Linked DNA regions of Homo sapiens: region 2 is linked to region 1. Evidence: chromatin loops called from intact Hi-C (ENCODE). Cell type or tissue: CD4-positive, alpha-beta T cell. All regions are shown on one strand. Links, peaks and the distances in the headings refer to the core of each region. The heading gives the core; the rest is flanking DNA. Region 1 has its middle 220 kb from the start of CXCL13. Region 2 overlaps BMP2K (BMP2 inducible kinase).

The links. Hi-C counts contacts between places; a loop is a spot of excess contacts. Peaks named below come from ENCODE experiments on the same cell type or tissue, not always from the same donor. Only the 100,000 strongest peaks of a DNase experiment are listed, where the experiment ranks them.
Region 2: a loop joins it to region 1, with 32 times the contacts of the local background. A loop is called at or near these places in 2 of 110 quality-filtered maps.

The regions. Positions count from the first base shown.
Region 1 is chr4:77,382,652-77,389,568 of GRCh38, reverse strand. No RefSeq gene overlaps it. Among named protein-coding and RNA genes, the nearest start is that of CXCL13, 220 kb to the left of the region's middle. In CD4-positive, alpha-beta T cell, for the core only: a CTCF peak has its summit at 4,016 (motif pointing left); a DNase peak (open chromatin) is centred at 3,998.
Region 2 is chr4:78,861,437-78,868,353 of GRCh38, reverse strand. It overlaps BMP2K (BMP2 inducible kinase), which reads right to left. Exons shown (of 16, transcript NM_198892.2): 9 at 6,886-6,917; 10 at 2,634-2,797. Among named protein-coding and RNA genes, the nearest start is that of PAQR3, 75 kb to the left of the region's middle. RefSeq lists an enhancer at 5,605-5,899. In CD4-positive, alpha-beta T cell, for the core only: a CTCF peak has its summit at 3,721 (motif pointing right); a DNase peak (open chromatin) is centred at 3,743.

The DNA of each region.
Region 1 (6,917 bases), core at 1,340-6,339:
TCCCCTCATATCTGTAGCTAACACCTGCCATGGAGGGAGGGAAGGAGGTGCCTAGGTTATAGGATAAGTTCCACTCTAGGACACCATCACGGGCTTTGAGCTCTATATTGGGGCTCCCGACTTACATTCAACATGAAAGTCAGTTGTTCTGAAGAACTCTACATCCAGGATGAATAAGACCTCCCTGGATGTGTGCTGCACAGCCCCTGCCCACGGTAGATGGGCACTTCATTGTGCCAAGTGTCAACCCTCATCCTCTGCAGGCTGCCCAGCTTGAATCTTCCCCTCAGAGTGGTGGACAGTCCAACCTGCCCTCCCCGGGTCCCTCCTACTTTGGGGATTGAGTGGCCCCACATCCATGACAACTGCCCCAGTTCTGGCTAGGGTCACTATTGTGACACTAGCTGCTGCCACAGCTGAACCTGCCCCTGCCCTACCTCTGCATACCCTGGAGAGACTAGTTCCCTCCACCAGGTGATGCAAGAATCCACTTGTCCACTCCCTGCCAGTCTGATGCCTACACAGCCCACATTGCCCATCTGGCCTCCATGCTTACATGAGTACCAGTTCCAGGCAGTAAGAACCATCTCAGATTGTTTCTAATTTTTTATTCTGCTGAGGGTTCAGGTCCAAGTAGAAGACATTCATATCATAAGGCAAGCAAAGGGTTAAACTACTGCTGTGTCCTGTGAAGAAAACTTTGGATTTTCTCTCCCCAACCCCATGCCTGTGAGAAGACTGGAACAAGACTTCTGCCTGGAGACCTACCCCAACCCGAGGAGCCTGGGATAAGGATCCTATAATAGCTCTGCTCGAGCCATCAGAATCCTTGGATAGGTTTTCAATGTAGCAAACTACTGAGGGTAAAGATTGAGGATGGATTTAAGACACAAAGTCCTACAGCCTGGACCTACCTATGACCAAGGTTAAGAAAATGAATTTTCCCTGTGGTCCAAACCATCTGGGACATGGAGACAGCATGAACTACTTTGGTCAATTTTGTAAGCTGTAGAAGTGACATGTGGGAGGCCTATAGACTGCACTTGCTATGTGTCATGAAATTGTTCTGAAAGTTTAGTTTTCTGCAAACAAGAACCTCATTAGGTTATGAGAGTGAAAATGGGTATGTAGTGGTCTCCAACCTGTCTAGTCACTTCATAGCTTCTGTCTCTCATGTCAATCATCTAATACCTAAAGCTCAGATTCCATCTGGAGCTCAGTAGGAAAGGTAGGGCCAAAAAAAAGCTATGCTGAGCATATGCATGTGTTAACACAGGCCAGAGATTAAAAAGGGTAGACAATTCCACCAAATCACTGGATTTGGAGGGCATAGGAATGCTCCAACCAGATCCCCTTCAAAAACATGTTGCCCTAGCTGCTTGAAGCACTGTCAGCAGCCTCCAGTCAACTTCAGGGTTTGCCTCAGCTCCAAGGGCATGCCCTTCCCATGCAGCCCCCATCCAATCACTGACTGCAGCAGACACATAAAGATCAGCTATTTCAGGCCACCATGGAACAAGCTGAAGGGCCACATGAATACCAACACTGGCTAAGGCATTGCTGGGCCTGCACTGCAGTTAAGTGCTCCTGTCACCCAATCCTGTTTCCTTTCCCATCCAGGATAGGATTTGGTCTCTACATACCATACTTCCTGCCAAATTCCACTTCAATTTTTATTCTAAACAGTCTAATCTACAACACAGACAAAAGGGCCTAGAGAAATGCAGTTCCTCTGTTCTGTGCCCAGAATGCCTGTTCATTACAATGAAGTCCTCCCTCAACTCTCAACATTCTCCAATTACATGTTCTGCCCAATTCTGGCAACTCCATGATCTGTCATGGTTCCTAGATGTCTCTAGTTTCAGTATTTGCATGCCAACTTTTCTACCTCATTATGGCACTGGATTGCAGTGATTTTACCACTAACCATGGTTTCTTGCCTAGTGTATGGCTCTTCAAGAACACGTCCTGTGTGGCTTATTTATCCAACCTAACACATATACATCTAAAACCTCCAAGTTGGTTCTACCTCCTGGAATTGGTATAAAGTATTGCCCACTTTATCCTAGATAGCACCCAAGTGGCTTTACACATTCAGCAACATTAGGGAGGATTCATACTTAGAGCCAACAAGCTAGTAGTAGGAAATGAAGGACCAGATATTCATCTTCCCACCAGTAGAGTCCTCAGAAAAAATTATAGAAAAATCAGTAATGTCGCATGCTTCGAGACCTAGTTGTAGATACCATTAAATTTACATAAGCAGAAAATGTATGTGTAACAAAAGCCACTCAGTCAAGTCAGAACTGAGTTTCAAAACTAGACTAAAATCTGAGCTTAATTACCTTAAGATGTTGTTTGCCTATAAATTCCACGTATCATACCGACTAGAATCCCAAGAAAGTTACATCATACAGAACTCTAATAACTTCCTTAACTAGCATAAAATACTCTCTTAAAACACTCTAGCTTCTCTACAAGAACCAAAAGCTGACTGAGTTTGTTATGAACCAATGTACTATAGACTTTCTTTGCTATCTCAGGTCACCATCTGTAGTCATTGTTATGTACTGGGAAAGTGTTCTAGGCAAGAGACACTATGCAAACAGAAAACACACAAAAATGACCCTGTGGGTGCTCACCAGCAAATCCAGCTGCACATGAGCGCAAGGAGGATGCTGATGGTCTTCCATGTGCTCTGTGTTCTCACAAGGCCTACACCTTATGCTCACATTGCTTAATTCACTGCACTTTGTCACTGATAGTCACATAAAGGGAAATATTAAGTAAGCCTAGGAAAGCTCATGTTTGCATAAGATTTGTGAGCAATAAAAAATACAGGGTAAAAGCATAGAAGTCTCACTAATCCATACACTTACACCTTCTGAGATGCTGTTTTATGCACACAAGAGAAACGTGCTCACATGATGGATCTAGAATACCAAGGCCAGCCTGCTTTCAACTTTGAGAATCAAACTATTTCCAATGTATTTTTCATCCCTTTATTAGAAGGGCCAAGATACTAAGGCAGGTATATGCTGCTCAAGCACAAGTCCCTCTGAGAAACATGCCATTCTGTGACCATCTACTCAACCAAGGTGCTTATTATTGACCAAAGAGCTGACTCTGCCTCTCTGGATCTTTGCTCTGTTTTAATCTTTCCGCATCTGGTCCCCCACTGAGATCTTTCTCCAACACCTACTCTGGATCATCTGCTTTGAGACAGGTTCCTTTTACCTTCACCCATTTCCCTACCAAGAAGTGCCTCTACCCAGGGCTGTATGCCCAAATTTATTTTTCAAAATGCTATCAAAATTTGACATGGGAACCTTCAGAATGAAGACCCACGGAGAAACAGAAAACTTTCTATTTTCCTGCTTAGGTTTAATGATGTATGAACAGCCATGTAGGACTGTAAATGGTCAGAGATATATGACCTAATGCTAATAGACTGAGTTGGGAAAGCCACCTAGGCCTGTCTAGATTCTTTGTCTCTGGCATTTCTTCCACCTGGGTTGGTGGCAGGACCCCTTGTGGAATGAGGGTCTCATAACCTACTATTAGTCAAGGTAGGTCAGAATTTCTTCATGGCCAGTCCTTACACAGAAAGGCAAGGAGAAAGTGAGCAATCTTTCCAGGTTTTACAGCTGGCCTTGGGGAAGAGGGCTTCTAGTTTCTATGACTTGCCTTGAGGAAGAGGAAGTCTAGTTTCTGTGACCTGTCTTGGAAAGAACAAACAGGAGACAGAAGAACAGAAGGTCAGAGACTGACTGTTTCTGATACTGCTTCTGAGGCCTTCCTATCTCTTTTAGTGCAAAGTACTTATCAGGCCAAGAGGCCACTCACTTGTCCATTCTTTCTTCCCAGAAACATCACTAAGAAGCTGCTCATTTGAGGCCCCAACCCCTCTCCAGGCTTTCTCAGGGATCGTTGGCTCTGAGTATGGATCCTCCTTGAAGTCACTGAATGCGTAAAGTTGTTCTGCTGTGTGAGTGCTGCCCTCTTCTGGCCAACACAGTGAATCAGGTTTCAGAGTTTCTGCCCTGGCAGTTTACCTTTGGGACTTGTCTGATTCTTTCACACCCCACATGCACTTCCAGAAACCCTGGGAGGGATGCACAAGACCACTCATATCTCGTGAAGCATAGAAGTCAGCGAGTCAGTTTCTAGCAGTGTCCTGTGGTCTCAGATACCTCATCCTGGACTCTAAAGCCATCTCCCTCATACAGGAAGTTAAACTCATGATCTGATACACTTTGAGCCATCCAATCAAATAACCACTGAGAGGTCCACAGAAGTGCTGTTTAGCTTTTTAGTACAGACTTGCTTTCACATGGAGACCTCTGTTGAGTGAGTCCCTGATTAAAAAGCAGAAATAAACTCTTGGTTCCCCAAAAAACAAAGTGCCAAGTGCCAAGCAACCTTTACCAAGGTCAAGGCTCTAACTTACACACTTGCCTGCCCCACAATATAAAAGATGATCAATTTAGAAGCAAAATATAGAATGTATAGCTGTGCCACAGAACAGTGATATCCTATTCCATAACCCATAACACCAAATATGGCTCACTAGCACTCCCCCAGAACATGCAGGCATAGCCACTCCCCCAGAACATGCAGGTGACTGCCGTAGTTGGCAGGTCAAGCCCCCCCATCCCCCATCACTCAATTATAGGCCTGTCTATAAACTAGGAATCTTGTGACATAGTTTAACTCTGCATACAAATTGGGGACATTGAGACAAGGGGCTAGAAGGCAAAGCTCTTATACATCCTACAAGCCTGAGTGTGTTTGGACATACCTCTCATAGAGCTTTAAGCCTGGGAACTCTTATTAGGGAACTGGGAAAGATGAGTCTTCATGTTCAACTCAATACAGGGAGTCTTGTGAAACAGATAAAGGTCTAAACTCACAGCAGATTTCAATCCCATCCTAAAGACAAGAACAATGAAAGGAAGTTTCACTTTTTCCAAAGGAAGAGGGCTTGAAGTGAGAAGATACCATCTGAGCAAGAAACCTATTTCTGCCACCATCCTCAGCGCAACACAGATGGGTATTTCTTCCTCATTGTCTTGACCCTTGGCTCAAGGCTTTGTGAGCAAGCCAAAGCATTACTGACCAGTACTGGGAATACCAGGGCCAGCCTGCTTTCAACTTTGAGAATCCAAATGTATTTCCAACATATTTTTCATCTCCTTATTAGAAGGGCCAAGACACCAAGGCAGGTATATGCCTAAGTCATACAGCAATATTCTTTATGAGTTTTAGCTTATATCAGCAAAACTAGTACCACTTTGGGATTAAGAAAGACATACTTGTTAAATTGCTAAGTGAGAACACTATTTCCAATTCTAAAGCCTCTTGGCTATGCTCTATGGCTATGACACCAATAAAAATGCCTCCCAGGCCCTCATCTTTGAGGAAAGTAATTGACAGCTCAAATTAATCTGCTATGAATCTACAACAGAGGCCCATGGCCCGACCACTTGACCAGTAGACCAGATGCAAATGGACTGCAAAGTCAGACAAAGAACCCTGAAAAGGTGTGTTCATGTAGACATGTAAATTTCATTTCACATGTGAAGACTCACTACAGAGCACCAGCCACAGAAACTCACCGAGCCACCCAAACAAAATGACTGCCAGTTATCAGCCAACTAGCAAATGAATACAGGCTATAGTGGCAACAGACATGGAGGCTACACAGGTGCCCAACAGCATGTAATGCCAATTTCTAGAGACAGTCTAGTAACTCTGAATGTGCAGCTCTTTAGACAAATGTTGCATCCCCATATAGCACCCTGATAAGGAGACCAAAAAACCACTTGTTAGCAAGTTGATTACATTGAGCCATTTCTATTCTAAAAGAGTCAGCCATATAGACTCACAGGAATAGACAACTATCTTACTATGAATGTCCCTTTCTTCCTTGAGGAATCTCTACCACCACTACTATCTGGGATCATTTGCAATGCTCCTTCCACAGGCATGCAATTCCACACAGACATGTCACCAATAAATTGGAATCAGAAAGAAGTGGTACAGAATGGGCTCCTAATCATGAGGTAACCTGGTATCATACAACATCATTCTGAATCAGGTGACTTCAGCACTGAGAGACTCAGAAAGCCATGCAGCAGCACTGAGTGAATGTGCTCAGAGTTTGGAGTGCCCTTCTTCATGATGCCATAGTACATTACAGAGGTGCTGTATCCCCAGTAGAATGATTACAGGGATGCTGCAACCTACAGTTGAGAAGGAAAAATGGTCTCATTTTCTACTGCTTCAAGTGAGTTACTGGTCACTTTGAGTCATCCTTGTGGCAGGGCAACAGAATGACCAGCAGGAGACTAGGCACCCTGGAGCAGTAAAGAACATGAATGGAACCCAAGTATTCCACTTGAGTATCTTATTTCTCGTCCCATTGTAACTGGGGCATTAAGTAGCCCTATCTTAAGCATCTATTCACTAGAGGTTGAAATACCTCAGGATGAAGGTGTGGATCACACCACCAGATCAGCACCAATCCTCAGCTGAGGCGATAGCTGAGTGCAAAGGGAATTCAGGGTGGATTTTGGTGGTGGAAGAGGAGAAGTAGTTGTGAGCCAAGACCCACTTCAGCCACAGCAGTTGCATTTCTTCCCCTAACATCTTCCTGTATAAGTTTCCTCTCAAAAATAGAGGCCTGTGGACATGGAGTCACTGCTCTGTGAACTGGTGTAGGGAAGTAGATCTGTGCAGCACAGGGGCCAACTGTGGGTCCATTAGAACACCACACTTCCTAAATGCTGCTTCCAGCTGATGCTTCAGTGCAGCTGGGAGACTATGGCAGGCTCATTTAGGACACTTGGAACTCCCAGTGGGCAAGTTGGGCCCTGGGACTTGCCATCTGCTTTGCCAAAACACTTAGTATTGTA
Region 2 (6,917 bases), core at 704-5,703, 1.5 Mb before region 1:
AATCACGGGGGCGTCTTTCTTGTGATAGTGAATAAGTCTCATGAGATCTGACGGGTTTATCAGGGGTTTCTGCTTTTGCTTCCTCCTCATTTTCTCTTGTTGCCGCCATGTAAGAAGTGCCTTTCACCACCCGCCATGATTCTGAGGCCTCCCCAGCCGTGTGGAAATGCAAGTCCAATTAAACCTCTTTTTTTCCCCCAGTTTCTGGAATGTCTTTATCAGCAGCATGAAAACGAACTAATACGTATGTATAGTATGACTCCATTTATTTTATTTTATTTACTTACTATTTTTGAGACAGAGTCTTGCTCTGTTGCCCAGCCTGGAGTGCAGTGGCATGATCTTGGCTTACTGCAACCTCCACCTCCTGGGTTCAAGTGACTCTTGTGCCTCAGCCTCCCAAGTAGCTGGGATTACAGGCATATGCCACTACACCCAGCTAATTTTTGTACTTTTAGTAGAGATGGGGTTTTGCCATGTTGGCCAGGCTGGTCTCGAACTCCTGGCCTCAAGTGATCCACCCAACTCGGCCTCTCAAAGTGTTGGGATTACAGGCAGTGAGCCACCATGCCCGGCCTCCATTTATTTTAAATACAACATGAATTATTTATATCTGTATATACACATGTAAAAACATAAAAAAGGACTGGGAAGATGACCATTAAACAGCGCTGGTTAACTCTGGGAAGAAAATGGAGGGAGACATTTACATTTTCACTGAATACTACTGTATAATCCGAATATTTTAAAATACAATACTCACGTGTTAATTTTTGTATTATTTTTAAAGGGTGAAGAAATGTTAAAAAAAAATGCACTTATTGGGGGAAAAAGCGGAACATTTTTCCAACTTAAGCTGAAAGCATGTAAGAAAGAGAAACACGGCCCCTGACATCAGGATTAGGCCTGGCAATCACAGCTAAGTCTTGGTGCTCTCCTGTTGAATAATCTCATACAACATTAGACAAGGACACTATGACTTTGATGGATCAAAATAAGACCACTCCAAAATCATGTCTGAACAGCGACAAAACCATGAACATTGTCCAAACCCCAAAAATGCCTCAACATCTTTAGCTACTGAGGCTTTAGCTTCCTTCTTTCTAGACAAAATTTATATTAAGAAACCTAAACATATCATAACACCTCTTGCTTTTTTTTCTTTTTTTCTTTTTTTTTTTTGAGACAGAGTCTCATTCTGTCACCCAGGCTGGTGTGCAGCAGTGAGATCTTGGCTCACTGCAATCTCCATCTACTGGGTCCAAGGGATCCTCTGCCCCTCAGCCTCCCCAGTAGCTGGGACTACAGGTGTGTACCACCATGCCATTGCTCAGGCTGGTCTTGAACTCCTGGCCTCAAGCAATTCGACCTGCCTTGGCCCCCCAAAGTGCTGGGATTACAAGCATGAGCCACTGCACCCAGCTTCATATGCCCTCTTCTTGACAGTATCCAATACAGAGCAAAGCCTACTTCCCTTTGAGTTCGAGACCAGCCTGCCAACACGGTGAAACCCCATCTCCACTAAAAGTACAAAAATTAGCTGGGTGTGGTGGCAGGCCCCTGTAATCCCAGCTACTTGGAAGGCTGAGGCAGGAGAATGGCTTGAACCCAGGAGGCGGAGGTTGCAGTGAGCCGAGATCGTGCTATTGCACTCCAGCCTGGGGGACAAGAGTGAGACTTCATCTCAAAAAAATAAATAAATAAAAAATAAAAACATCACCTTTCCTGAACATATACTTTACTTGATAGTAACAACAGTAGTTAATAGTTAACATTTATCAAAGGCATACCGTGTATCAGGTAGCACATTAAACAGCCATTTAATCCTCCCAATAATCCTATTAAGATAGGTACTAGTACTTTTAGAAGCTATATTACTAAAAAATGGGAGAAATAGGACTCAAATCAGGTTCGTGAGACTCAAAACGTACACTCTTAACCATTAGGGTATCCTCATTAAAAACATTTTAACATTAAAACACGACAGATTTATCATGAAATAAAGTGCAAAACAGGATTTCTTTAAGGTGAGTCTTCAGGTTATACTCCCAGATCCTTGAGAAAAATAAGTTTACTCAAATGTTACGGACATTTCTTTGGGGGGAAAAATTTTTTTTAAGTACCACACTGTACCATAATGCTTAGGAGATACTTTAGATGAGTAAATTTTTCTCAAAATCAGGTAAGTTTTTATGTTGTAATGTCCATATGGATGGTTCAAGATAGCCCTTCACCAAGGCTCTAGGTGCAATACAAAGACATAAACTTTGTAAGACTAGTGTTTCAACTTTCTTTCTCATATAACATAGACTTTTTCCATACCGTTGAACTTTATTCCCAACCTCAAACCCTATTAGTTGATGACTCTAGGGATAAGAGTTTGTATTTATAGTATCAAAGCAAATTGTGAGTTTTTTGTACCATACTTTTATATTGCCAGTAACTTCCCTTTGCCTACAACAATTGAATTGTTGAGAAACCAACTGAATTTATTAGACATCAATAGAAAGTTTCTGAAAGCATTATGTTATCTACTTTACAATATTAAGGATCACCTGAGGTCAGGAAATCAAATCATGAAAGGTTTATTAACATTAACCTTTAAGAGGATGAGGTTGGCGGGGCTCTATTACCTTTTGGTCTATGGTTACCGAATTCACCAGGAGCAAGGACTTTAACAGGTGTTGCTGAACTTTGAATGGTCAGCACACTGGGAGTGGCAGTAGTAGCAGAGTTGGCCTTTGGTCTTTGTCTTGGTGCAATTGAGGTTTCTGTTGGTCCAATGGTATCTGTTATTCTACAACAGAAGAATATATTTCATTCTAAATACTGGGATTATTTCTAATTTACTATTTATTCTATAAAGCATCCAACTCAACAGATACATTTTAACTATTACTGATAATCGCATTAGTCCTCATCTTTCTCCTAAGGCTCATTTTCAAGTATTAAACGTTTACTAAACACAGAAAAATAAATAAAACTAACAATTTTCCTTAAAACAGTACACAACCATTCATAATCTCCTACTGAAACCAGCAGAAAAAGAATATAGTCCCAGAAACTGCTCTTAAGGAGATGAAATGATACTGAAAGGAAATAAACAGAAACCTTTTCATAAGCTTTTGGACAAAACTGACAGCCACTCTCTGAACTTGTCAGGGAAATAAAAATAAGAAACAACAAGGAATAATCTCCCTTTACTTGGACTCCAAGGCATAAAAAAAGAAAAGACTGTGGCCTAGGGCACGTTAAACAAAATAAGCCAAAACTTTTAACAGATGCCACCTGCTCACATTCAACTTCTTGAATCTTTAACTTTGCTTTACTTAGAACACAGAATGGAAAGTATATAAAATTTATCCCACTAGGACTTAGTTTAGGCCCCAGATGTGAGTGGTTAAGCAGTAAACACAGTTTTGAAATCAAGAAACAATAAATATAATTTGAGAAGACACCAACATTTGCTTTTTTTAAAAAACAAAAAAGGTAAAATATTTATATATTTATCAACTTGCTTTCTATAAATTAAGTACAAAAACTCAAATACTTGTTAATAGGACCAAATGTTCACTTTCCAACAGGATTCACAATAAAATATCTTTATTAAATCCCCTTACACATTTTCAAGTGAATACTTAAAATTTTTACATACATATGATTTATGAAGCACACATCTGCTGCATTTGCATCTATCAACAAGTGCACAGATCCAGTTATTTCCCAATATCTGTGTGTACCACAAGAGGGAGCCCTATTAACAACTATCTTTCCAAGAGGTACCAAAAAAAAAAACGTGACACTGAATCAAAAGATCTTAGAATTATATGTATGCCGTTTTCTGAAAGTAACACTTAAGCTCTAGATGGGATGGGGATGGTAAAAGACATGAAAATTTAACTAATAGGCCAAATATATACAGATATTACATATATATATACACCGATATATATATCGGTGTATATATATATGTAATCAATTATATCTTGTTTTAATGATAATCAAGTATTTACTGACATTAAATTATTGATGTGGCATTACAATCAATGCTATACTCCCTAAGCTCAAGTAATTTGGGGGAAATATTGTACACAATCTCTCTCTTTAACTATCCATTCTGTATTAAACGGCTAGTACAGGCCAGACCTGATGTTGCCTTGTTGCTGGTCTAAACCCTCTTTACAGATTCACAACACACGTAGGCATAGCAAAAGCCCTAAGAAGCATATTAAAAGTCTGTATACTTTGTTCACTCTGATGTCTCTGTTTTATCAATACAGTAATATGTATTGTACATTTACTGATATCCAGCAAAACACTGCATAACACCCTGTCTTCAAAGAATTTACAGCATACCTAGGAAGACAGGGCATATGTTAGTGGAAATGTAATAAATATAAGATAGTAAAAATCATCAGTGCCAAGCTAGTGCTGTCAAGAATTTATGGAGATGTAATTGTACTTTTAACCTAATTTGGCTACAGAAGGCTTCAGGTAGAAACTGGGGTTTAAAATTTTCATAATAAGTTTGACTTTATTAGGCAGTGACAAAGAAACCAGGCATTCTATGTGAAGGAATGGGAAGAAAATGCCTGGGCAGATTAGGCATAGGGAAGATACAAAATCGACTGAAGTTAAAAACAGTAATTATTGCATCGATACTGCTGTACAGTCTCATTTTCACTATTACAACAGTCACAGAGCTGTTTTTCTGCTTCCCTTCTTTTCTCCTTGCCATCACCTGAACAAAATCATCACAGGTTTCCTAGAACTCAGACTCACACTCTCCTGCTTAAAATCCTTCAATGTTTCCATCTGCCAGGCCAGTGATTCTCAGTGTCTCAATCTTTAAGACATGTGTCAGATAAATTTCACATCTTAAACCATACTAAGAGCAGATGCAAAGTTTGGGGAGATGAGAGCGACCTTTTAAGAAGGCAAAGAATACCACAGATTGAAGGCAGCTGAGAAACCCACAGGCGCTTTTTGAAAACGTGGGTAATGAAACTGCTAGTAAATGATTTCTCCTCCCAAAATGTGCTCTTTACATGGAAAAAACTAAATTTTTTAATATTAAGCTTTGTATACATTTAGATTTTTTCAAGTTTTCACTAATATTCATAAAGAGTAAATTTATATTAGTAACCAATAAGTACCAATCAACCTTATTTTTTAATATACATAATGTTCAGATTTAACATACTATAAATAAGCACTGTGAATTTTAATAGCACTATTTCATTGTCTTGTAACTCTAAAGCTATAACTTGCATTAGGGTGAAAAAATAATCAAATCATCATTCTTGTTCAGCTGACTTACGCTTTTTTTAAAAATCTGCACCTACTTTCTCAAAGATTTAATTATTTACTAATTATTTTAAAAAACAGAAGTCACAATAAAATTCAACTGACAAATCCTACAATAATTCATAATTAACACTCAACTATAACAGTGGATGCTAATTAAAGCTATGTCATAGATAAGACCAATTGCTGTTCAACCTGGATTCCTGCAAGTTAGATATAACTTTACACCTTCACCTCTTCTCAAAAGAACATTTTGAAATTCAAGTGAATGAAGATATTTTTAAAGTAACACCATTTTTTAAAATAAGTCATTCGCAAATGAAATTTTAACAATGTATAAGTAACAGATCATTTACAACACAGTCACAACCAAGTCTCAAAGAGTAGAACTGACTAGAAGGTTGAAAATTAACTGACCTATAGGCCAAAGTCCAAATTTCTCAGCATGATATATAAACAAAGTTGTTCATGATTGGCATTTATCTACCTCTCCAGCTTCATTTCCCACTACTCCTGTATATGTCCCCTTTTGTCCTAGTCCTGTAGTTTCACAATAGTCATTCTTGCCTAAACTGCCTGCCTGCTATAATTTCACTCCACACCCTTCCAAGTGATTGACTATTCATCATTCAAGGAAGAGTGCAGCAACTCCCATCCGCAGGGAAAGCATCCTTTATGTGCTCCTGTTTTCTCTGTTCCCAGTCTTTCCCCTCCTCCACACTCTCAAAGTAGCCTAATATCTATCAGGTTGTAATCGTTTACTTGTCAATTAGAACGTGAACTCCTTGGAAATAAAAACTGCTTTTTTTTTCTTTGTGTTTAAATTGTCTACATCTTGCATATAAAAAGCATATGAACAAATATATTTTTGTATTGTGTAAACAAATAAACTTTGCATAAATAGCATACAATACAAAATTGCTGTGACCAAGAAATCTCCCCAAATGTAGTATTATACCTGTCTGATAATCTAAGATATAATCCTGCTTATTAACTTTTAAATTCAAAAAAGTGTGAGGGGGGGAAAAATCAATCATTAACAGATTCAGTCTTAACTTACATAATATAGTTCAAACTTATTATTAATATAATAAATACTCTGAAAAATAAGATTGAAAACATATACCAGCCTTAAAAAGTATTATAATCACTCATTACAAATTCTACAAAGTACATACATATTCTATATATTCTAGTTACCTGTAGGAGCTATTTTTTTCTTTCCTTAAATTAAAAAAATAAACATCTATAAACTCAAAACATAGTATTTCCTAAACTAGAGTTGCTATGTGATGAAAATGACAAATCCTGTCCAAAAAAAAGACCCGCTGTCACATCATCAGTTAAATAATCACTTGTCATAGAGTGAACAGTTCCAGTGAGATGATGCCAGACTCCTTATCTAATATTTTTAAAAGCTTATTTTGTATTTGCTATCTCAATTATACCACATACAATAAGCAACACAACATTCTTTGTGGATGAAGATGATATTTAATCAATTACACTTGCTAGGATTAAAAACAAGACCTATCATTTTTTTTAATGCCTTTTCAATTTCAGCATAGTTTTGCCTACCTGGCTTTTATTTGGCTTTTCCTAGCAGCTGC